2 separate regions of the Homo sapiens genome follow, and region 1 is linked to region 2. A link is an interaction called in ENCODE POLR2A ChIA-PET data of the cell type or tissue named here. Cell type or tissue: PC-9. All regions are shown on one strand. Links, peaks and the distances in the headings refer to the core of each region. The heading gives the core; the rest is flanking DNA. Region 1 overlaps TRIM56 (tripartite motif containing 56). Region 2 holds the start of VGF (VGF nerve growth factor inducible).

Evidence for each region. Peaks named below come from ENCODE experiments on the same cell type or tissue, not always from the same donor. Only the 100,000 strongest peaks of a DNase experiment are listed, where the experiment ranks them.
Region 1: POLR2A ChIA-PET joins it to region 2 with 11 read pairs; 10 of 35 experiments call an interaction of 5 or more read pairs at or near these places.

Annotation. Positions count from the first base shown.
Region 1 is chr7:101,093,343-101,104,555 of GRCh38, forward strand. It overlaps TRIM56 (tripartite motif containing 56), which reads left to right. Exons shown (of 3, transcript NM_030961.3): 3 at 1-4,625. Among named protein-coding and RNA genes, the nearest start is that of TRIM56, 13 kb to the left of the region's middle. RefSeq lists enhancers at 6,050-6,757, 6,758-7,465, 6,826-7,120, 6,873-7,017, 6,918-7,062 and cis regulatory regions at 6,940-6,950, 6,985-6,995. In PC-9, for the core only: no CTCF peak of the experiment used is centred there; DNase peaks (open chromatin) are centred at 6,989, 7,709 and 9,979; H3K4me3 peaks cover 1,833 bases; H3K27ac peaks cover 5,318 bases.
Region 2 is chr7:101,156,608-101,170,291 of GRCh38, forward strand. It overlaps AP1S1 (adaptor related protein complex 1 subunit sigma 1), which reads left to right. Exons shown (of 5, transcript NM_001283.5): 2 at 1-165; 3 at 770-878; 4 at 2,452-2,589; 5 at 3,912-4,669. The coding sequence ends at 3,959. VGF (VGF nerve growth factor inducible) reads right to left here and starts at 8,962. Exons shown (of 2, transcript NM_003378.4): 1 at 8,767-8,962; 2 at 5,902-8,256. The coding sequence starts at 8,236. The coding sequence ends at 6,389. MIR4653 (microRNA 4653) reads left to right here and starts at 2,866; the gene lies at 2,866-2,948. RefSeq lists an enhancer at 1-953 and silencers at 6,131-6,220, 6,781-6,830, 6,991-7,130, 8,893-8,992, 12,207-12,377. In PC-9, for the core only: no CTCF peak of the experiment used is centred there; DNase peaks (open chromatin) are centred at 5,704, 6,984, 7,974, 9,044 and 2 weaker places; H3K4me3 peaks cover 4,267 bases; H3K27ac peaks cover 3,968 bases.

The DNA of each region.
Region 1 (11,213 bases), core at 3,214-11,213, 62 kb before region 2:
AAAAAAAAAAAAAAAAAGAAAACCAAGAAGATGGGAAAACCATGCAGAATTGATTTGACGAGGAAAGCCTTGGTCTCTAATACATGCAATGACTAGAACAGTATTTGGTCAAAGAACCACATAAGCTCTGTACCCTGGAGGAAATGTATGCAGGCAAGGACTAGTAAAATAAAAAATAATAATAATTAAAAAAAAAAAAAAGAAAGGCTGGACGCGGTGGCTCACACCTGTAATCCCAGCACTTTGGGAGGCTGAGGTGGGTGGATCACCTGAGGTCAGGAGTTTGAGACCAGCCTGGCCACTACGGTGAAACCCCATCTCTACTAAAAATACAAAAATTACCCGGGTGTGGTGGCGCATGCCTGTAATCCCAGCTACTGGGGAGTCTGAGGCAGGAGACTCGCTTGAACCTGGGAGGCAGAGGGTGCAGCGAGCCGAGTTCACCCCATTGCACTCCAGCCTGGGTGTCACAGTGAGACTCTGTCTCAAAAAAATAATAAATAAATAATTAAATCCACTTGCAGTGGTCAAAAATAAATGTTAAATAAATGGGTGAGAAATCTTGCGGAGAAATAGACTCCTGGCACTATAAAAATGATCCTGGAGAATAATTTGGCTAGACTTTGCAAGAATGACAAAAATGATTATAAGAATCAGTTGTCTCACTTTGGGGAATACATTCTGGGAAAATAATGTAAGAGAAAAAATATTTGCATACAGACATTTGAGGCTGCTCTGTATATTACAGGCAAGAACTGGAAACTGTTCGGCTGCAGGGTGACAGCTAACTAGATTGTGGTTTATTAGGGGAATGAGCCTTTCTTTGTGTATGACAACTATGAAAACTATTGAGAAGAAATAGTTACGTGATACAGTCATAATCCTCAAAAACGGAGAATCAGGAATTATGATCAAATAGTGATAGTAACAAGGAAAACATCTGTCTAAATAATTACTGAGTAGAAATAGGTTCGGAATTTGTAAATAGTCATTAATTTGGGAGATTGGGGTTTTTTTTGTTTTGTTTTTTGTTTGTTTTTCATTATTTTGTGCTATTATTCATACGTGTACATTTCTACTTCAGTTTTTATTATCCATTACATAACATACATGCTTGATTATTTGCTTCAAGGAAATACACCTTTATAAGTAATACTCAATAACTACTGGGTTTGAGAATGAAGGTGTCAGAACGAATGAGATTGTCCTATGAAAGAAGAGGCAGGAGCCAGGGAGGAGGATCCCACCCGGCCGGGGCTCAGCCAGGAGGCAGGGCCATTGGGGCAGGGTGGCAGTCCAAGGAACCGCTCTGGGAAGGTTTGCAAAGGTCGGGGTCCCCCCTGCCAGGTGATCGAATTATCGTGGAGTGTCTGGAAGGCGGGGGAAGTTTTGTTGAGTTCACCAAATAACTCAGACCAACTGGAAACCAAGTGGAGTTTCTACAGGACCAACTAGAATAGGGATCAGCTACATGGGGGCGGGGGGAGGGGGGCAGGGAACGGTGTCTGTCTTCATTGCAGCTCTGTCTGCAGAGCCAGCACTGTGATACCTCATAGTAGGTGCTCAGTGAATGTCTGTGAAGTGAATTACTATCTAGACAAGGATGAGACTGGTATGACTCTCCAAAGCTTTCCCACCTCCAAAACCTCGGCTTGTGGGGAATCTCCAGTAGGGGGCACTGTGGACACGGTTCGCATCTGCCTCCCAAGGCTGGGCTCCGCGTCAAAAAAAAAAAAAAAAAATGAGACTGAGCCAGGTGCAGTGGTCACTCCTGTTATCTCAGCACTTTGCGTGGCCAAGGCGGGAGGATGTCTTGAGGCCAGGAGTTCAAGACTAGGCTGGGCAACATAGCAAGACCCCATCTCTACAAAAAAATTTTTAAATTAGCCAGAGGTGGTGGCATGCACCCGTAGTCCCAGCTGCTCGGGAGGCTGAGGCAGAAGATTGCTCGAGCCCAGGAGTTCAAGGCTGCAGTGAGCTCTGATTGTGCCACTGCACTCCAGCCTGAGTGACAGAGCAAAACCTGGTTTCCTAAGGGGGGGATAAAAGAGGGAGAGATGAGATCGGGGTGTCCCGCTTCTGTGCATGTGGAGGGGGTAACTGGGAACCGTGTACTGTAGGGGATCGCACACCTTGGGGTGGAAACAGCAGCTCTCCGGAGTTGCATGGGAGCCATGGGCAGTGGTCCTGGCTGGTGAAATGATTCTAGCCACGTGGCCCACCCAGGGGGCAAAACAATAGAAACCTTCAGAAATGAAACGTCACCTGGCTGCAAGAAGATAGTCCCACAGGCGCCCTAGAGATGGGGATGCCAAGTGGCTTCTCGGGAAGCTGTAAGAATCCACAGGGCATTGTAAGATGGAGGGAAATATTAAGTTTTCTTCGTAAAGAGGTGAGGGGGGCGAGAGCAGCAAAGGACACTGGAAAATGAGAAGCATGGATGGGAAGTGTTGCATTGAGCATAATTTGGAGGTAAAATCTCCAACACCGTAACTGAGTGGCCTGGGGACCTGATAGAAAGCCCTGCTCAGGACTAAGGCAGAGTTCCCAGTTATATCGCAGATACAAAGAGACCAGGAACACGCTTGTAATCACAGCACTTAGGGAGGCTGAGGCGGGTGGATGACCTGAGGTCAGGAGTTCGAGACCAGCCTAGCCAACATGGTGAAACCCCCATCTCTACTAAAAATACAAAAATTAGCCAGGCGTGGTGGCACATGCCTGTAATCCCAGCTACTCAGGAGGCTGAGGTGGGAGAATCGCTTGAGCCCGGGAGGCAGGGGTTGCAGCGAGCTGAGATCGTACCACTGCACTCCAGCCTGGGCAACAGAGTGAGACCCTGTCTCAAAAAGAAAAAAAAAAAAGAGAGAAATCAGGAACATCATGAAAGATACAGCAAAATGTTTTACCCCAGCCCACTGCACCACACCTGGGATTGTGACAATTAACTTGATAAATTGTTCCTTTTCCTGTTCGGAACTGACTAGGTTGTGCGTGGATGGACCAGTGAAAAGAAAATCCTGTTTGGGTAGGGAAGAGGGAAGTAGAAAACCTCTTTCGTATTCTTGGTGTCAAGAAATGGGAAGAGAATGAGGGAGCAGAGACCTGGGTTGAGTGTTGGCTCTGCACTAAACAGCTGTGTGATCTTGGTCTAGTGCCTTAACCTCTCTGAGCCTCAGTTTGTACATCAGTAACATTGGGATAATGACATCCACATGCCCACTTCACAGAGCTGCTGTGAGGACTGGATGAGAAATGTAGAGAAGTATTTCGGACACCATAAAGCTCAAATACAAGGTGTTGGTTAGGAAAAGTTTCAACTGACTTGTACCCACCTGATACCCCTCCATCAGCATAAGCGTGTATGAGGATGTTAGGTACATGTGTTGTGAGTGAAAGCTCTGGAACACCCGAGTAGAGCTTTCTGCAAATCAGCTTCTCCTTCAGAGGAGACCATTTTGTTTTGCTTTCCAGCAGTTACTTGAAGAAGCCTTATCTGAAGTCACAACAGTGACTTCAGGAATAGAAGGGACCAATGGCCAGCTTGCTGAAATGTAATGCCATTCTTAAAAGCCAGCTAAGAATCAGACCGTATTAGTTAAGGACCCATAAGAGTAGACATTTAGAAAAAGTGAAAAATGGCAAGAGTGGCCCAATCTTTTGAGAGTTTAGAGAAAATATCATTTGGAAAGGGAGTAGCTCTCCTTCTATTTTAGCCTTATTATTACGGTATCTATAAAGCAATGCCATATTCTAAATCTGCAGAAATAAAATTCTAAGGGGCGAAAGTCCAAGGCAGAAGTCAAAAGTTTTGCAAGGAAACCGATGAGGTTGCTGACCTGAGCTGGGCAGGGTTGAACAGGCGAGTGCCAAGATCAAGGTCTCTGATTGTCTCTCCTTGAAAGGTAAGCAGAGAACTAGGGCTATCCCATAAATTAAGTGGGAGATTGGAAAGGGGTGCGGACTTCTGTATTGGGGAGAAGGTCTTGGATGAACTGGGGCAGAGAACTGCCAGAGAGAGTACCTAGGAATACGTTGTTAGCAGGAGAAAGACCAAGTTCAGATGCAGACTTGGGAAAGTAGGTAACTTGACCAAAGGTAGCAAAATTAGACTACCCAACTGGATTGTGAATGCAGTTTATGAAATGGATCAGGACAGGAGCAAAAATAGATTTTCTAGAAACTGCAGACTCCTGTGATTGGAGCAGTATACAAAGTACAGCAACATCAGACTAGATCTCACCTGAGGTGCTGGGTGAGAAATCTTAGGGACCAGATGGAAGAGGGCCTGTGTATAAAGACATTAGGAAGGAGGTTTGGGAGGGCAGCCTGACTTGTCTCCAGAGAAAGTTAGAACTGGTTGACTTAGCAACCAAGGGACACTGGGTCAAAGACGAGGAATCAGGACGTCGGTGCCTAGTGACTGAGCGCCAGCCCAGCCCATTTCTCTACATTGCCATGGGCTAAACCCAGTGTGCTGTAAACTCTTCAGTTCCTTTGGTTATGGATTTTGTATCTTTTCTGTGTTTCTTAATAAAGTTCTTTTGAAAAATGGGAACCTTTCTCAGATGGGAATTTTGTATCTTTCCTCTGTTTCTTAATAAAGTTCTTTTGAAAAATTGGAACCTTTTCTCAGAAGGGTTTATGGATACGGGGAACCTTTTTTTTTTTTTTTGAGACGGAGTTTCGCTCTTGTCGTCCAGGCTGGAGTGCAGTGGCACGATCTTGGCTCACTACAACCTCCACCTCCCAGGTTCAAGCAATTCTCCTGCCTCAGCCTCTTGAGTAGCTGGGATTATAGGCACAAGCCAACACGCCTGGCTAATTTTTGTACTTTTGGTAGAGACGGGGTTTCACCATGTTGACCAGGCTGGTCTAGAACTCCTGACCTCAAGTGATCCACCCGCCTCAGCCTCCCAAAGTGCTGGGATTACAGGCGTGAGCCACTGCACCCGGCTGGATACAGGGAACCTTTAACAACCAGGCCCAGATAGTGAAGGAAATCAGGTCATCAAAGCCACCCAATGGTAGGTAGCTCCCAGGGTGGCCACACAGATTCCTTGGGGACATTGCAGAAGCATGCACCTTCTGGGTGGGAACCAGTAGGTGATCTGGCCCATGCTGGCGCATGCAGGGCTCCACCTGGGCACACGCAGGTGTGATATGCAGGAAGTACATGAGGGACCCAGGTCATGGTGGCTGTGCCCACCACGTGGGGCTTTGTTTTGGGGTTTGTGGAAGCCAAACAAGCACCTGTGGGTACCTTCCCTTTTCTATTTTTTCTATTTATTTTTTTGAGACGGAGTCTCTCTCTGTCATCCAGGCTGGAGTGCAGTGGCGTAATCTCGGTTCACTGCAACCTCCACCTCCCGGGTTCAAGTGATTCTCCTGCCTCAGCCTCCCGAGTAGCTGAGATTACAGGCACCCACCACCATCCCCTGCTAATTTTTGTATTTTTAGTAGAGACAAGATTTCACCATATTAGCCAAGCTGGTCTCCAGCTCCTGACCTTGTGATCTGCCTGCCTTGTCCTCCCAAAGTGCTGGGATTACAGGCGTGAGCCACCGTACCTAGCCCCCTTTTTTTATTTTTTATTTTGTTTTTTGAGACAGGGTCTCACTTTGTCGCCCAGGCTGGAGGGCAGTGGTGCGATCTCGGCTCACTGCAGCCTCAACCTCCAGGGCTCAAATGATTCTCCTGTCTCAGTCCCTCAAGTAGCTGAGATTACAGGCACTCACGACCATACCTGGCTAATTTTTGTAGAGATGGCATTTTGCCATGTTGGTCAGGCTGCTCTCAAACTCCTGGGCTCAAGCGATCTGTCCGCCTCGGCCTCCCAAAGCACTGGGATTACAGGCGTGAGCCGCCGCATCCAGCTGCATCTGTGGGTACTTTCCAGCCTGTGGCATTTGGGGTCCTCCCTGCAGGGGGGGCGGGTTCTAGGAACATCTACCTACTGGCCAAACCCACTCCCCTAACCTGGTATCCAAGAGCCCCCAAAAAAGCTTCCTTCCTCTCCCCTCCAAGTTTTCCCAAAGAGGAAGAGGAATGATCTCAGCCTCTGGCCTCCCCATCAAATACAGGAGAACCGATAGCAGTGGCTGAGATCTTGCCTTCGCCTGCTCCCCATCCATTGACTCCCAGAAGCCTTCACATTCTGTTACATATGAGAAAACCAACCGAGGCTTGGCGAGGCTTGCTCAGAATAAGTCGATTTCAATTTAGACTGAGAACTGTCTGACTCCAAAGCTGCCCTTCCTAGCACCCAATGCCCAGTTCTCTGCCTTCTCAAGCAGCTCAAATCCTGGCCGAGTCACTTGAGCCTATCTGTATCTCTGTTTCCTCATTTATAAGATGAGTGAGTGGATGAAATAAGATCTGAGATGCTAAGCCGGGTACAGTGGCTCACGCCTGTAATCCCGGCACTTTGGGAGGCCAAGGTGGGCAGATCACCTGAGATTGGGAGTTGAAGACCAGCCTGACCAACATGGTGAAACCCCGTCTCTACTAAAAATACAAAATTAGCCAGGTGTGGTGTCGCATGCCTTTAATCCCAGCTACTTGGGAGGCTGAGGTAGGAGAATTGCTTGAACCCGGGAGGCAGAGGTTGCAGTGAGCCAAGATGGCACCTTTGCACTCCAGCCTGGGTAACAACAGTGAAACTCCATCTCAAAAAAAAAAAAAAAAAAGATCTGAGATGCTGCCCCGTGCTAATAAACCAGGCCCTGGTCCCTATTAGGAGAGGTCTGGAATTTTGACCTAAGGGGGGTGCTCAGAGACACACCATGCACCCTGCTGGCATCCTGTTCAAGGCCCCCAAGACGGAGATGGAGAGACACAATGACAAGCGGGGAGGGAATGCTTTGAATGGCTTGGCGGGGGAGAGGGCCCTCGGCTGCCGGTGACAGCCTGAATAAGAATTCTGCAATTCATCCTCTGATGACTCAGCTAGTTGGACCGGCGCCTCTGCCAACCCTGGGGAGCATGAGTCAGCAGCTGAGGGGGCCGATGGCAGGAGAGATCGCTGTGGTCCATGTGAGCAGTGACTGTAGGGAGAACGGCCTGTTCCCAGCTCCTAACCCCAAGGCGGAGCATCTGCCTCTGCGGTCGGACACACACGGGCCTCAGGTTCTTAGCCATGTGGCCAAGCCTCCTCCCTCAGACCCGATCTCTCCTCCTTTGCACTAGTGCAGTCACAGCCCCAGAAACGCAGGGGTCACGTCTGCTCCCCACAGCCTTGGTGAGCAGCCGTATCTGCAACAAGAGACTCTGCTCCTCCCTCCTCTTCACTCTTTCCGTGGGGTTAGATTGACCTCCCAAGCACAGCAACGAAGCCCATGCCGGAGAAGAGGAGAAGGAGGGACGTGGCGCAGGCCAGGTACATGGCTGGGCAGATGGCCACGGCGTCCTTCCCTGCTTCTGGGGGTTGGGGAATGGGTTTCTCGGGGGTTGATATTTTTGCTCAGGGGCCAACTCAGAAAACCTTCCTTCACACTTGGAAACAGCCGTATCTATGTTGCCTCCCGTGATCGTAGGTTAGGGACGGTCCATCCACTTATTCACTTATTAGAAGAAAACAGCCAAAGCAAGCCAAGGTGCAGCAGACCCCCGAGTCCAGAGAGCTGCTGGTGGCACAAGGCCGCAGAGTGAGGCGCACACGCAGACCTCACCCCCTCCAGCAATGCCTGCCTGCCATGCCTGGCAGCTCTGATCATCATCTAACTTTTTTTTTTTTTTTTTTGAGACAGAGTCTCTGTCACCCAGGCTGGAATGCAGTAGTGCAATCTCAGCTCACTGCAACCTCTATCTCCCAGGTCCAAGTGATTCTCCTGCCTCAGCCTCCTGAGCAGCTGGAATTACAGGCACCCGCCACCATGCCCAGCTATTTCTTCTATTTTTAGTAGAGACGGGGTTTCACTATGTTGGCCAGGCTGGTCTGGAACTCCTGACCTTTAGTGATCTGCCCGCCTCAGCCTCCCAGAGTACTGGGATCACAGGCATGAGCCACCGCACCCGGCTTCACTGCCTAACTTAGATTGTTCACATGCAGCTCCTTCCCTGCCTACAAAACCCTTCAGGAGGACAAGGGCTTCTAATTCATAGTGGGCACTCCATAATCAGGTATTTTGGAGATATCTATTGGTTGAAATAACGAATGAGTGAATGTATGCTAAAGCCTAGTCACTTTCGTTCAGATCGCATATACACTCCAGGGCAGGTGGCAACTCTATTGAGGGGGTGAGACCCTTCTGCAAAAGAGATTTATTAATTATTCCTTTCCTTGGAAGGGAGGCATGAGTAAGAATGAAGTTATTTAAGCTCAGTGGCTCATGCCTGTCATCCCAGAGCTTTGGGAGGCGAAGGAAGGAGGATTGCTTGAACCCAGGAGCTCGAGACCAACCTGAGCACTATAGCGAGACACCATCTCTACAAAAAGTTTAAAAATTGGCTGGGTGTGGTTGTGTGCACTTATAATCCCAGCTACTTGGGAGGCTGAGAGCAGGAGGATCGCTTGATCCTGGTAGGTGGAGGTTGCAGTAAACTGAGATTGTACCACTGTACTCCAGCCTGGGTGACAGAGCGAGACCCTGTCTCAAAACAAAACAAACAGAAAGATAATAACCCCTCCCTGCTGGGCTTTTTATTTTTCCATACCTCTCTAACCTTCTAACATACTCTACCCTTTCATTATGTATTCTGCTTATTGTTACCGATTTTCAACCCCTGTAGAATGCAAGCCCCATGAGGACGGGGGACTTTGTTTTGTTCACTGATAGGTCCGGAATAGTGCCTGGGCTATAGTACATGCAGAATGAGTGAATGAGTGAATGTATGCAGGAATGAGAGTGGGATGCAGTGTACATTTCCTCCCAGCCAGGCTCCTTTCTGCCTGCCATGCATACCACATGGATTCTCTTTTGGTCCTCTCAGGAATTCTATGTGGGGGGGGTATCACTCCCATCCCCATTTTATTTTTTTTATTTTTTTATTTTTGAGATGGAGTTTTGCTCTTTCGCCCAGGCTGGAGTGCAGTGGTGCGATCTCTGCTCACTGCAACCTCTGCCCCTCCAGGTTCAAGCGATTGTCCTGCCTCAGCCTTCCGAGTAGCTGGGATTACAGGCATGTGCCACCACACCCGGCTAATTTTTGTATTTTTAGTACAGACGGGATTTCACCATGTTGGTCAGGCTGCTCTCAAACTCCTGATCAGCCTCAAGTGATCCACCCGCCTCAGCTTCCCAAAGTGCCGGGATTACAGGCGTGAGCCACCACTCCTGACCATCCTCGTTTTAAAGATGAGGAAGGTAGCCGGGTGTGGTGGCTCATGCCTATAATCCCAGCACTTTGGGAGCCGTAGCCTGTGTATCGCTTGAGCCCAGGAGTTTGAGACCAGCCTGGGGAACATGGTGAAATCCCATCTCTACAAAAAATACAAAAAATTAGCCAGGTGTTGTGGCGTGTACCTGTAGTCTCAGCTACTTGGGAGGCCGAATTGGGAGGATCATCTGAGTCCGGGAGGTTGAGGCTGCGGTGAGCCATGATTATACCACTGCACTCCATCCTGGGCTACAGAGCTAGACCCTGTCTCAAAAACAAACAACCAAAGAAATAGGCAGCGTGCGGTGGTTCACGCCTGTAAACCCAGCACTTTAGGAGGCCAAGGCGGGAGGATCACAAGGTCAGGAGTTCGAGACCAGCCTGGCCAATATGGTGAAACCCCGTCTCTACTAAAAATACAAAAAAAAGTTAGCTGGACTTGGTGGCAGACGCTTGTAATCCCAACTACTCGGGAGGCTGAGGCAGGAGAATTGCTTGAACCCGGGAGGTGGAGATTGCAGTGAACTGAGATCACGCCACTGCACTCCAGCCTGGTGACAGAGCAAGACTCTGTCTCGAAAACAAACAAACAAAAAAACCATGAGGAAGGTGAGGCTAGAGAGATTATGCAACAAGGTCACCAGTAGTTAGGCAGAGGTGAAAGTCCACATGGCCACTCCTGGGCCAACTTCACCACACCCTGGGGGTCTGCACGAGAGACCTTCTGGGAATGCCACACCCCACTTAATCTGCCCAGGGTATTTCTCTATCTCCCTGCCCACCAATTTCATATGTGATCCCATTCCATCCCACAAAATATATCTGTGCCCTGAGGTACAGTTTCCCCTCAGCTAAGATTTTTTCCTGGTAGGAAAACAGGGAGTTCATGGAGACATAGAGGCAGCCTAGGACTGGGCAGGTGAGGTGTAAGGAGAGTGGGTCTGGGTTCAAGCTGGCCCGAGGCTCCCAGGCCTGGCACCCCCTGCCTTCCACCTGCAGAACAGGTCTTCAGAGGGAGGTATGTCTTGGAGCAGAGGGTTTTTGGGGTGGGCAGAGCTGTCCCTACAAGTTCAGCTCCAGGCAGCAGGAAATCCACAGAAATGTGAACAGGGGTTGGGTGCGGTGGCTCACGCCTATAATCCCAGCACTTTGGGAGGGCCAGGCGGGCAGATCATTTGAGGTCAGGAGTTGAAGACCAACCTGGTCAACATGGTAAAACGTCATCTCTACTAAAAATACAAAAATCAGGCTGGGCGCAGTGGCTCATGCCTGTAATTCCAGCACTTTAGGAGGCCATGGCGGGTGGATCACTTGAGGTCAGGACCAGCCTGGCCAACATGGTGAAACCCCATTTCTACTAAAAACAGAAAAATTAGCCGGGCCTGGTGGCACACGCCTGTAATCCCCGCTACTCGGGGGGCTGAGGCTCAAGAATTGCTTGAACCGGGAGGTGAAGTTTGCAGCAAACTGAGATCGCGCCATTGCACTCTAGCCTGGGCGGCAGAGTGAGACTCTATCTCAAGAAAAAACAAAAAACAGAAAAACAAAAACAAACAAACAAAAAATTGGCCAGATTAAGTGGGGTGTGGCTTCCCCGGAAGCCTTCATGCGCAGGCTTTGCCAGGGCTGACAAAGTTGTCCCAGGCTGGCCACGTGGGCTTTGATCTCTCCCCAACTATTTGCTCCCGTGTGATCCCTGGAGAGAGGAATGGAGACACTTGAATATCAGCAACAGGGGGCAGGATGCAGATCCTCCCTGCTCAGGAAGACACGCGTGGGTGTCTCCACCCACGGGAGAGCCTGTTGCAGGCGCCGGAGAGAGCTCCTGGTGCCTCCTGTGGGGGCTCCTGCACTTGGCCAGGGAAGGGCCTCCTCTTTGGTGTTTTTTTTTTTTT
Region 2 (13,684 bases), core at 1,835-9,834:
ATTATTCAGCCGGCAGGGAAAACTGCGGCTGCAAAAATGGTACCTGGCCACTTCGGACAAGGAACGGAAGAAGATGGTGCGCGAGCTCATGCAGGTTGTCCTGGCTCGAAAGCCCAAGATGTGCAGCTTCCTGGAGTGGAGGGACCTCAAAGTTGTCTATAAGAGGTGACTCCCCACCTACTTTCAGACCTGCCTAGATTCAAGTTGGGCAGTGGGTTAAAATGTCTGAGAAATGGTCGTCCTGTAGGTCAGGGAGACCTGGGAGCTGAGGACATCTGGAGGACAGTAATGAATGTCAGCTTCCTTTTTTTTTTTTTTTTTTCTCCCCAAACTCTTAAAGAAGTTCTTGTTTACCACTTGGTTTTGCTCACGTGCAACACCTGCCTCACTCACGTGTCCCTTTGGGCCCTGTCTTGCCCCACTGCGCATGTCCCTTGCAGTCAAAGGTCCTGCCCTACTTTTCCTAACACACACGCACACACACACCCTTTCCGGTTCCTTCTCCTCGGAGCAGGTAAATTACTTGGCTCAGGTTTTTGCTGAGTCAAACTTAGGAGGTCAGAGGGCAGGAAGGAAAAAGCATGCGTTCTTTGCATGTTTTTAAGACAGCACAAAGAGGCAGGTGAGTTACTCTTTACATGCCCTAGGGCCACCTCACCTGTGGCCAGCCAGGGCACAGACCACCTCCAGGCTGGTGAGAGGTTTGAGACCAGAATGCCTGGGTCCTGAAGCAAGCTTGTAGCGATGTCTCATGCGCTCCTCTCCGCAGATATGCCAGCCTCTACTTCTGCTGCGCCATCGAGGGCCAAGACAATGAGCTCATCACACTGGAGCTGATCCACCGATACGTGGAGCTCTTAGACAAATACTTTGGCAGTGTAAGTCTCCTCTGCCCACCAGTTTCCATTCCCAGCAATCCCCTTTGGTAATCCACCAAACTTTGAGGCCCCTCCAGTCTCTGCCCTGGAAGTTTCAGGGGAGAGGTGAAGTTGGAGCAGTAAGAACAGTAATTAATTTCCCTTTTTAAGCTTTAAGCCTATTAACCATGTCCCATAATCGTCCCTGAGTGGGGAAACTGGGGGCAGGATCAGGCACTTAATCTCCACTTAGAGCTTAGCTCGGACTTTTCACACAGAGACCAAGTTCAGATGTTTTGATTAGTTCAAATTTTTATTTTTTTAGAGACACAGTCTCACCCTATCACCTGGAGGAATGCCGCCTATGGCTGGAGTGCAGTGGCACAATCGTAGCTCACTGCAGCCTTAACCTCTGGGCTCAAGCCATCCTCCTGCCTCAGTCCCCTGAGGAGGTGGGACTGCAGGTGCACACCACTATGCCCAGCTAATTTTTGTATTTTTTTTTTTAAGAGATGAGGTCTTGCTATGTTGCCCAGGCTGGGTCTCTAACTCTGGGGCTCAAGTGATCCTCCCACCTCAGCCTCCCAAAGTCTGGGATTATAGGCGTGAGCCACTGTACCCAGCCCCATATTCAGATTTTTATCACTGGTTGCTGATCTTGGATTTGCATTGGAGTTTTCTGGAGAATTTTTTTGAATGGCAATGTCCAGGTTCCACTCCCAGAGATTCTGAATTAACTTATCTGAGGGACAGCTCAGATCTTAGATGGGGCGTAGTAGTAACTCCATAATTTGTGTTATAAAGTGCTTTTGCGTCCTCTCGTTTGCTCCTTATCCCATCCTAGCAGTAGGTGTTGGTATCCCCATTTTTGAGGCCAGAAAACTGAGACTTAGAGATGTTTCATGACTTGTTTAGCTAGATGGTTAGTGGCAGAGCCCTGCTTGGAACTCAAGTCTTCCACCCCATGGTCCAGAATTCCCTCTTTCCCTGCCCCACAGTGTCCAGGAAGCGGGGCTACCACAGCCTTTGGTGGGAAGAACGTCACAGATTTTGGGGGGAAGGCAAGGGGAACCATAGACAAAGGTAGATAAGGCAACTAATGTTTCATGATCAGGAGGAAAGATGCAAGAGGAAGAGGGAAAAAAACTGATCCAAGGCAAGGCGCGGTGGCTCACGCCTGTGATCCCAGCATTTTGGGAAGCTGAGGCAGGTGGGTCACTTGAGGCCAGAAGTTCGAGACCAGCCTGGCCAACATGGCAAGACCCTATCTCTACAAAATATTTTAAAAATGAGGTGGGCGTGATAGCATGCACCTGTAGTCCCAGCTACTCAGGAAGCTGAGGCAGGAGGATCACTTGAGCCCAGGAGTTTGAGGCTGCAGTGAGCTGTGATCATGCCACTGCACTGCAGCCTGGACGACAGAGCAAGAGACCCTGTCTCTAACAAAATAACGAAACAAAAAAACTGAAAAAGCTGACCAATGACTAAGGCTTGGAGGTTGGGGGCAGAACCCAAGGTGGGAGGCACGGTCTTGAAAAGGAAGTGGCTCCAGTTGCCCCTCCATGCTCAACTTAGCCTCTCCCCGCCCTCCCAGGTGTGCGAGCTGGACATCATCTTCAACTTTGAGAAGGCCTACTTCATCCTGGATGAGTTTTTGATGGGGGGGGATGTCCAGGACACCTCCAAGAAGAGTGTGCTGAAAGCCATCGAGCAGGCTGACCTACTGCAAGAGGTACGGGCCAGGGACAGTGAGGAGGAGGAGGAAGCGCACAGTGGCGGACAGGGTCCTCCCTCCCCTGGACACCCGGCCTGCCCTGCCCACCGTCGCCAAGGAGCCCCCCCTCCCTGTGGTATCTGACCCCCACCACGCCCAGCTCTCCAGCTTACTCTCAAGCCCTGACCCCATGGGGTGGGAGGTAGGGTGGCAGATAGCCCACCTGTGCACCCCTCATTCCAAGCTCTGTCCTTCTCCCAAGCCCCCAGATGTCTCGTGGCCACCCAGTCTCCTTTGTCCAATTCTCTGAGCAAGGCTTAACACCAAAGGGTTAAGGGTTTGCTCTGGAGTTAAGGGTTGCTTGGAGAATTGGAGAAGGGGCACCTGGTAGGTCATTCTTTTCTTCCCTGATTTCTTCCCCCACCTCTCTTTTTTTTTTCTTTTTTTTTTTTTTAACACACACATACTCCAAAGCCTCTGCGTCTCAGGAGGAAAAGGCTATGGGGATTTGGGGGCTGGCAGAGGGCACCTGGATGTTGGTTCTCCCTGCTCCCCAGCGCCCCCGCCCTCACCCCATTACTGCCTGCCCCCTCTCTGCTGTGCCATCACCGAGCCCTGGTGCAGGGAGATGAGTCACCGGAATCTGCAGTGATGAGCGAGCCCGGCCTGAGCTGGCTCTGAGGAGGGGGAGAGATGGGGGGCGAGGGAGGGCTCATCTTTGCAGTGGGAGAGAGGGCAGAACTGAACTTGCCACCTCACTGGTCGAGCTTCACCTTCCCACACACGCACACACACACACCCTGGCGCGCACACACACACACACACACACATGCCCTGGCACACACACCCATCGTGTCACCAGTGTTGCGCTCAGACCCTAATGACGCATCTCCCTGCAGCCTGGTTCACCTTCCCTCAGGGACCTGGCACTCACCTCCCTCTGCCTTTTCCCCACTCTGAAAAACAGGACCCAGTCAGCTGTACCCCCCAGGGCCCCAGAAAGATCCCCCACCTCCTTGTCCCGGCTTCACTCCCTTTACCCCCAGGTGTCAAGGCGGGGCCCCTGCTTACCAAGGTCCTGGCTTTGGGTTCTCTGGGTGGTGACGGACTCAACCTGGACCCCCCCTGCCACTGTTGGCTGGCTCTGGGGCTGGCCCTGGGAGGCTGGTGGGTGCCCCATGAAGGGCTCACTGGTCCGGCCTTGGGCTCACATTGGCTTCTCTCCCCCTCCCCCGTGTCTGTGCCTCCCCCGTCTGACTCTTCCTCGTGACTGCTGTCTTGCCCACCCTGTCGGCCTCTCCTGGTGTCTCTGCGTCACCCTCTGTCTGTCTCTGCCTTAGGAGGATGAGTCGCCACGGAGTGTGCTGGAGGAGATGGGTTTGGCATAGCCCCTGCTGGGCCGGGGTGTGGCGATGGGGTCCTGGCAGCGTGGCGGGAACGGCTGCTTCTCCTCTGCCCAGGGCCCTGTTCTTGGTGGGACTCGGCTGCCCCTCCTCTGCTGCCTCACCTTTCGGAGTGAGCTGTGGGCTCAGGCCCTTCAAACATTCCCTCCCTCCACCCCCTACCTCCACTTTCCCCTTTTCCCACTGAAGGTTTTAGAAGCTAGGAGGCAGGAAAATGTGACCCAGATGGGGGTGCTATTTGGCTTTTATTCCCTGCCTTTGCAGAACTGATGTCACCCCAGATGTCCTTCCCTCCCTAATAACTGTAAATATATAAATATGTCAGGTTAAAGGGAAAAGGTGTTCAGGGCACTTCTTGTCCTCTCTGTCCCATAACCTACCTCCACCCTCCCCCTAGCCAGCCAGGCAGCTTCTCTGCCTGGGAGGGGAGCCTGGACCCCCCTCTTTCTCCTTGGCTGCAGTGGGGCCTTTATCCAGTGCCAGGGAGGAACAACATAGTTAATTTTTTTCTAACCTTGCCACTTTGAGGGAAGGAAGGGTTGGGGGAAGGGCAAGCTTTATGGGACCCTGGTCCTGGCCCTGGCCTTTCACTCCAGTTCTGGGTGAGGCAGGAGCTGGGAGGGGTGGGGAGGGGGAGGGGGAAGTGTCTGCCTTTATGTCCTTTCTTCTGAAATAAAAGTAAAAGCATTTCTGGACTTTGCTGGCCTTGGGCTCTGTGAAGGAAGGCAGGGCTGCTGGCATCATCGGGAGGCCAAGGGGATCCTGCCAGCCTTGGGAAGAAACGGAGAGCACGCAGTTAAATGAGAATTCCAGATACACAACAAATCATTTTAGGGATAAATGTGTTGCATGCAGTGTTTGGGACACATTTAACTCTAAAACTGCATCTGTTGTGTATCTGGAATTTCAGATTTCATTTCCTGTATTTTATCTGGCCACCCTACCTTAAACGGATTTTTATGCCCAATGCGTCTCCAAACGGGCTGCCCCCAACTCCCTGAGCTGCCTTTATGGAAGGAGGAGCAACTCTTCAGGATGCGGGTCTGTTGTGGGTGATTTCGTTTGCCCAGTTTAGTTTTATTTGAATCAGTTCACAAGTACCTGCGATTAGAAAAGGCTTAAGATGGGAGGCCAAGGTGGGGAGGTCGCTTGAGCCCAGGAGTTCCAGACCAGCTGAGCAAGCTGGCAAAACCTCATCCCTACAAAAAATGCAAACATTAGCTGGGCATAATGGTGCACACTTGTAGTCCCAGCTACTCAGGAGGTTGGGGTAGGAGGATCACTTGAGCCCAGGAAGTCGAGGTTGCAGTGAGCTGTGATTGCACCACTGCACTCCAGCCTGGGCAACATAGTGAGACCCTGTCTCAAAAAAAAAAAAAAAAAAAAAGTTAAGAAGTGGCTTTAGCCAGCATGTCTCTGTGGCTGCCACTCCCTCCTCCCCGCATTTCTTGCAAAGTACCTAGGACCAGGAATGTAGGGATCAGTGGAGGGAGGTGGGTGGGTGAACACAGGAAACTCCGGCATTACCCGCGCGGCCCCAGGATCTTGGGAAAAAGGAGCCCACTGGCACCCAGAGTTGTGGCACCTTCTGCGGGTCGCCTTTTTCTTTTGAACCAGAGGTCGCTGGACTGATCGCAGACAATTGGCTCTTTTATTGCATTCCGCTGGGCCTCTCTCTGTCAAGCCCTGGGGAAAGATGACTTTACCACCAGCCCCCAAGCTGGAAGTGGAATTTCGGGTTTCTTAATGGGTGCGAGCCACATTCTTCTCCTCTAAAAACAGTTTGAGGACTTTCCCCACTTACCCCTTGCCTTAGTTTGGGGGCAGGAAGCAGGAGGAGACGGGGACTGTGGCTGGCGCTTCCCTCACCGCCCCTTGGGAAGGACCACACAGGCCCAAGGGGACGGGTGAATAACCGAGAACAAAGTCCTAATAAAATAGTCACTTTTATTTCTTAGCAAAACTATTTCCTCCGTGAGGGGTATTTACAACAGAGAAAGGAAAGAAGGGGTCAATTCACAGCGACTTGGAGAGGCTGGAGGGGCTCGTGGGAGGCCCGAAGGGCTGGAGACAGACACACTTCACACAATTAACTGGAACTGCTTTTTCCGGTTTCCGACGGGGACGTCCCCAGAGGGACTTGATGGGGCCGGGGCCCCGCGTGGCAAGGGAACTCGCACAAACCACCCGCCCTCCTGGGCTGGCCCCCGGTCACCCGCGGGTGAGCTCTGGGAGTTCGGGCTCAGGACCCGGGAGGGGGGTCTGGCAGGTCCCGACGCAGCCCGGGGACAGGGGCAGGGCCAAGGGGCAGGGCCGGGGCGCATGCAAACACCGAGGGGGAGCGGGCAACACGGAGGGGGGCGCCGGCGCGCGCGCGCGGCGGGGGCGCGCGGGGGCGGGACCGGGAAGGGCAGTCACGGGCGCCGGAGCAGCACGTGCTCGATGTAATTCTCCAGCTCCTCCTGCTCCTGCAGCCGGCGCTCCTCCGCCTCCGCCTCCTCCTGCGCGCGCCGCGCCTGGGCCTCCCGGCCGGGATAGTGGCGCGAAGGCGGCAAGGCGTGGTGGTAGTGGCGGCGGCGCAAGGCCGAGGGCGGCTGCAGTGTCCGCGGCCGGATGTAGTTGGGGAAAGGGTGGTACGGCCCTGGCGGGTACACCTCGTCCTCCTCCCGATCCCAGGGCGGGAGCACCTCGTTCCAGTCCGGCAGCTCGTCTCGTGCGGGAGCGGGGGCGGGGGGCGGGGGCTGCGGGGAGCGGACGTGGGTGGGGGCGGGGGCGGCACGGGGGGGCGGCACGGGCTCGGGAGGGGCGTTCTTCTTCCGCTTCCGCTTCTCCTCCACCTCCTCGATGATGCTGACCACGTCGTCCGCTGGCAGGTGGAGTTTGGTGGACAGCTCAATGAGGCTGTCGATCGTCTGCGGATCCATCTCCTCGTCGTCCTCCTCCTCCCCGCCCTCCTCTGTCCCCTCGGCCTCCTTCCGCCGGTGGCCCGGCGTCTCCTCCTGGGAGCGCTTGTCCTCGGCGCCGGCTTCCCCGTCCTCCTCCTCCGCGAACAGGAGCGCGTTCTGCCGCGCCCTCTCCGCCTCCTCCGCCTCTGCCTCCGCCTCGGCCGCCTCCTCATCCTCTTCCCCCACCCTCTCCTCCCCGCCGCGTCTCTCCTGCTCCGCCTCCTCCTCCTCCCTTGCACTCTCTCGCTCCTCCGCCGCCTCCTGCAGCCCCCGACCCCCGAGGCCGCGCTGCCGGGCCCCGCCCTGCAGCAAATACTGGAGCAGCAGGTCCGAGGCGAGGTCGGCCAGCCGCTCTTCCTGCGCCGCGGCCTGCCGCGTGGCCTCCGCCTGCCGCCGCCCGGCCTCCACCTGCGCCAGCCCTTGCTGGAGAAGGCGCTCGCCCGCCTCGGAGCCGCCCAGGAGTGCGCTCTCCGGCCGGCGCGCCTTGGGGAACGGGGCGGCCACGCCTTGGTACGCCTTGGACAGGGGTGCCAATGCCTCGCCTAGGTGTGTTTTGGGGGAGGACACTCCTTCCCCGAACTTGTGGGTTTCGGGAAGGGGCCCGCTGTCGGGCATACGCGCCTGGAATTGAGAGGGGGCCGGGGGCGGCAGGGGCGCGCGCTCCGGGACACGCGCCTGGAACTCTCCCCAGGAAGCGCGCCATACGCGCTCTGGCCCCGGGCTCTCCAGATTCACTCGGGTCAGCGTGTGCGTGCGGGTTTCCGTCTCTGCTGCCGCCGTCTCCTGCTGGCGCTTGGCGCTACTTGGACTGAAATCTCGCAGTTCCTGGAGCAGGGACGCTAGCGCCTCGAGCTCCTCGGAGGGATCGCTCGCCTCGGGCCCATTCTCCGGAGTCTGAGGGCGAGGCGGAGCCGCGGGCTCCGGGCTCTCCGGCGCCGGGAGGCTGTGGGTCTGGCTGCGCACGGTCTCGGTCAGCAGAGCTTCAGCTGCTTCTTCCTCCGGCCCCTGCTGGGAGCCGCTTGGTGCCGGGGGTGAGGCGGGACGGTCGAGTGCCTGCAGCAGCACCGCGGCCAGCGCCCGGGGATCCACGCCCTGGAAAAGCTCTCCCTCGTCCTGCGGCTCGGAATTCCGAGCGCCTCGGACCTCTGGGGCGCTGCCATCCTTTGGCCCGGGCACTGCGTCCCCGGCTACCGGCTCTTTATGCTCAGAGCTGAGAGGAGGAGGCTGCGCCTCAGGGCGACCAGGGGGTGCTGCCCCTAACCCGTTGATCAGCAGAAGGCAGAAGAGGGCGGAAGCCGACAATCTGAGGGCTTTCATGACCAAGAGGCTGCCGGAGACTGAAAAATAGAAGGGACCAAAAAAAGAGGATTTCTGTAAGAATTCCCCTCTCTAGGTCTACGTTCCCTTCCCCCACCTTTCAGCAGGAAACCCGGGGCTTCCCTGATCCCCCAAACCTTACCCAGAAGAGGAACGTTTAGGAGCAAAGGAGGAAGATGTTGTGCCGATCTCTGGAGCCGTGTAAATGGGAAAATAACCCCCGAAGCCCTCGCTTACCCAGGGCCTCCTCGGCCCCTTCCCTGAGCCATCTCACTGCCATCGCCCACGTACTAAGCAGCAGCAATATGGGGGAAAAAAAAATCTCTGCTCCCTCCCCGTAGGACTCCCCGGATGGTGCGTGGGCGACTTCAGCAGCAAGAGAAAAAGCTGCGACTCCCCCGTTTACCGGGGACCCTTACCAGGGGGCTCCCCGCTGTGTTTGCAACACCCCCATCGAGAGGAGAGAGAACCCTCCCTCACGCCCACGGCTGGCTGCCGAGGGTTTGAGGGACGAACAGCGGAGTATTTACCAGCTGGTGTCACGACGCGAGAGGTGGAGAGGAGGGTCGGGGCAGGGTGGGGACAGGGGAAGATCGGGACGCGTCCGCCTCGGCTCCGAGCGGTGGCCGGGGTAGGAGCGACGGTCGAGGTCTGGCGTCCCGTGGGCTGGGCTCAGCTGGGTCGGCGCGGCTCCGGGCGGCTAGCTCGCTCCGGCTTCAGCACGCTGGACAGCGCCCGCGCCTCCACCGCCTTATAAAGGGGAGCGCGCGGGGTCACGTGGGCGCGCCCCGCCCCATTGACGTCAATGTTCATTCATGGGGAAGCGGGCGGCCGCCCGGAGGAGGAAGGACGCCCGACGATTGGAGGGTGCCTGCCTCTCCCGGCCTGCGCCTGCGCGCTGGGGCCTTCGGCTGAAGGGGTGTGCGCTAGCGGAGCTCCGGGAAATGAATGAATGAATGAATGAATGAAATGCTGAAGCGGGCAGGGCGGGGGGCTATGAATGAATGAAGGAGGGACGAGGAGAAAAGGATGAATGAATGAATGGGAGAATGAATGGAAGGGTGGATGCAGAGGCGCTGGAAGGCGGGAGGGTGGGTTGCAGAGCAACTTGGAGCTGCTGGATGGAGCCCGCGTTGCTGAGTGGAATAGAAAAAGGGTAGTCCCAGCGTCTGACTGGGCACCAGTGGGAGCTCAATACTGGGGAGGGGAAGGATAAAGATTCAAGAGCCGACCAGGGGGCCGGGTTCCCCACCCCGAGACCACGCGCCCAAGGACGGCGTGAACCTGAGTGCAGAGGGACAGATCTGCACGCCTGCGGGCGCTGTCCGCGAATCGGCAGTGCGGGTGGCAGCCCCCTGACAGGGGCAGATGGGTGGATCTTGCGGTTTTGGTAATCCCATCGGGAAGGGTCCGAGTCGGAAGAGAAAAGGGAAAGAATGAGGATGTGTGTGCCTCTGGGTCGTGTCTGTTTCACGATCCGTGCTGTGTCTGGAGAAAAAGGTGTGTCTGTCCTTCTGTCCCCTGACTGCCGCTTGTGTCAAGGCCCCCCGCTGTGCCCCCTTCGGCCCATCTCTTCCCACACTCCCCCAGTCGCTTTCCCTCCTGCCGCTCCCCTCCCCCAAGGACGTTTGGAGGGCGAGACCAGAGCAGGTGGGGAGGGGGTTGCGCAGGTGGGGGGGGGGTGACTCAACTCCAGCTCTCTCCACCGCTTAAAGGGAAGGTTTGAACGCGATGGGAGGGGGACCTGCAACGTCAGAGATAGCCCCTCTCTGCCACCAGCCCCTTCGACCGTATCTCCTGCCAGAGAGGTTGGGGCTGGGGGCTTGGACAGCTAGAGGTTCCGGGGGTGGGGGGCGATGACGCACAGATTTGCGCAAAGAGAATCCATCAGAGAGCTGGGTCCGGTGAAGGGAGACCAGCCGTGGGCGGGGGTGGGGGGGAGGACGGAAATGGGGAGGGGGCAGGGGAGAGGAGAGGGTGGCAAGGGGGGCAGCCACTGCAGGAATGAAGGGGAGGGAGGGAGGAAGCCTGGAGGGGGCTGCGGTGCTGGCAGAGAGCGGTGCGGGGGCGTGGGCAGGGAAGGGGGGAATGACAATGACACACGCCAGACACACACGAACTGCGGACATAGGGGTGCTCGTGGGCACACGCAGGGCACCCGCACCCTGAGACTCTGGAAACCAAGGTCAGGGCTGTCTGTCAGGGTCTTAGAGACTCTTTCAGAAACGGTCCTCGCCCCCCTCCTCACCTCTTCCTGGCACTGACCCTCCTTCTAACCTCCCCCTCCCTACACACACACTCACGTGCTTTCTCTCTATAACCAGCAGTGGCTTCTCGCTTCCATCAGTGGCTCGACTTTCCCAGAAGAAAGCCCATCAGCTCTGCGGGGAAAGAAATGGGGAGGAGTGGAGAGGGAGAAAAGAGAGAAGAGATGGGGGCAGGGGAGGAGGAAGGAATGAAGGGATCTGGAACAGGTAGAAGGAGCAGGCTAAAGGAGAAAAAAAAACTGAGAACCAAGGTGACAGTGGAGATTCCAAAGAAAGGAGGGAAAAGAGGGGGTAGGAGACCCCGAGGCGATGCCTCCCATCCCCACGCACAACTAACCACGGCCTCCCCTCCTTCCTCTCCCCGCCCCCATGTCCCCTTCATCTTCCCAGCCTGGATACAGAGAGCAGTGGGATGGGGAGGGGGTCACGTTACCTTCCTGAGGAGGATGAATCAGAGAGAGATGGCTCAGACATCTGGAGAGGGGGAGGGGAAGCCATCCAAGAGAGAAGGGAGAGGGGAGGGAGGGAGCCAAGGGGGCTGACTGAGTGGCTGATGGGGATCAGAGACCAAGTTGCAAGATGAGAGAAGACGGGCACCTGGAGAAACTGTATTTGCCTGTTGGCTTGTGTATGCACACACACCTGCGTGTACATGTACATGGCTTGTGCATGTGTGTTTATGTGTGTATGGAGATGAATGAGATACATGGCCGGGGCGGGGAGAAAAAGAAAGGGAATGGGGGGAAGCAATTGTGTATTTAATCAGATCAAGAGTGGATGGGCATGGTAGTGTTTCCAATTTAACTATGTGATGTTCTATTCCAGTCTGTGTGGCTGTGTTTGTGTTTGCTTCCAGGTGTGGGTGTGTGTGCACGCGCGCGTGTGTGTGTGCTGGGTTGTTTTTTTTTGTTTTTTTTTTTTATCTCTTCTGCATGCCTGTATGCCCATGCAGTTTGGAGTCTTTGAGCACACCCAGTTCTGGGCATCCGCTGGTGTCCAAAAAGTGTGCCTGGCTTGGTGGTACACAACAATGTGTGTGTAAGCACACACATGCCCCCACTCCACATCCCTCCCTTCCTCCACTTAAGCTCACAAGCCCAGGAGAGTTTCTCAGAAATCAGCATCCCCAAGGCTCCAGTCGTCCTGTCGTGAGGGAGCGGGGTGGATATGAATGCCTGGGGCACAAAAGGCTTGGAGATTCCACAATCTGGGTCTTGACTCTGTCTGCATGGTCTCTGGACTCATTCTGTTTCTGCCTCTCTCCATCCCAGTTCCCTACCTGGGTCAGCTCATTCACACACTACTCGCCTCTACTGGGGGTGAGCTGTGCCCTTCATACCCTGCTGCCTCTAGGGGCTTCTGGACTGGGCACAGGTTCTTGGGATAGGGAAAGGAGGGAGACAGTAGAAAAAGAAAGAGAAGTGAAGAGACTGGGAGAGACAGAGTGCTGGAAAAGGCAGAGCCCATATGGGGACCTAGTTGGGGATGCCTGGTATTGGTTCTGACTTGTTTGTGTGAATCCATCATCTCTCTTTGTATTTGTTTCTAAATCTCCCTCCAAGAGGGTAGCTGGAGAAGATGGGGTCCAGCATCGTAGGGTTCCAAGCTGAAGATGTGGAAAACCAGGAGAGTGGGGAAGAGCACTGGGTCTTTTCCCTGAGAAGGTCTGGGAGAGAAAGAGAGAGCAGGGGCTTGTGGACCCCGAAGCTCACCGGTCCCCTCTTCTCCTCCCCCTCCCCCCAACCGGTGACTCACCTCTGCAGCCTTTAACTGCGTCAGCCATGGTGGAGGGGCAGGCAGGGAGGGGGCACTTTATGAGAGGGGAAGGGGTCTCCACTTTGAACTTACAGAAGATGCTGAAGGCCCCCTGAAAATTGCCCCATTTAGAACACACTCTTGCCCTATCCTCTCCCCATCCCAGAGCTGGGGAATCCTGGGGAAGGGACTGAGGGGTGGGCTGGGGGCTACGGGAGGGTCTGGAATGATGAGTGATGGGAAGGGGGTGCCCACCCTGATTTTTAGTCCTGAGGTCCCATTCGCCCTCAGACCCCCACCCACTCCTGAGTGGGGGAGGGGAGACCCAGCAAGCGGGGGAGGGCAACGCCGCAGAGATGAGTCACCAAGAAAGAGAGAGAGAAAGAGACAGAGATGGGGAGAGACACGAAGAGAGAGCCACTGGAGAGACTAACACACACACACACACACACACTCAAATACACACACAGACACACACACACCATCAAGGTGGTATCCACCAAGAGAAAGAAAACCACTTCTGTCATCCTGAACCAGCCTCCTTCAACTTCCACCTGTCACACACATAACACACTGTCCTACAGAATCACACTGAGATTCGGAGACACACCCACTTACACAAACACAATGTCACACCTAGCCTAGCAGTTACCCAGACCTAGGCTGGAGATGTGTGCAGGGCAATGGAGGTGTGCTCTAAGTGTTCTCACTCATTCCTTTTACCAGGTGGAGGGAGGGGCGCCAAAACCCTCAAGGAATGCGACTTCAGAGACCCAAGACGCGGTTGCAGGGACTCACAGGCTGCGCTGTGCACACTCGACAATACACACAAGTCGCCTGCCTCCCCGTCCACACGCACATAGTAACATATCAAGCATCGTCCTCATCAAAAAGCAACAGAAAAAAAACCACTTGAGGTACCTGATTCTGGGGTACACCAGGCACGTTGTCCCGAATCCATCCCACCCAGACACCCCCTGACTCGTACACACATGTACAGAAACGCAGACACACAAAGACGCCCACGGACACACTCACACGGACGAAAACCACCTTGTGCTGCCTTGCCCGCGTCCGCGCACGTCCTGGCGCCCCCGTGTGTTACTTTGGGGGATCGCAGTCTCCGCCAATCCAGAGCAGGCTTCGCGGGGGCGGTGCCCAGGCTCTCTCCACCTCCTCCACCCACCACGGGTTGCCCACCTAGAAAAGGGGAAAGCGATACCGGCTGGCCACGGGCAAGTCTGGAACTGGGGGTTAGATGCCTGGATCCTGGCTGATGGAAGCTGGTCTTGGATGCCAAGTGGGACTTGGGAGAAGAACTCACAGAATTTGGGTAGCAGCCGACTCCCAGGTCCAGGGAAAAGCGAGGCCCAGGGCGAGTCAGGAGGCCGTGCTGCTGCCCACCTCGGTCCTGAGCAGCGGCTTC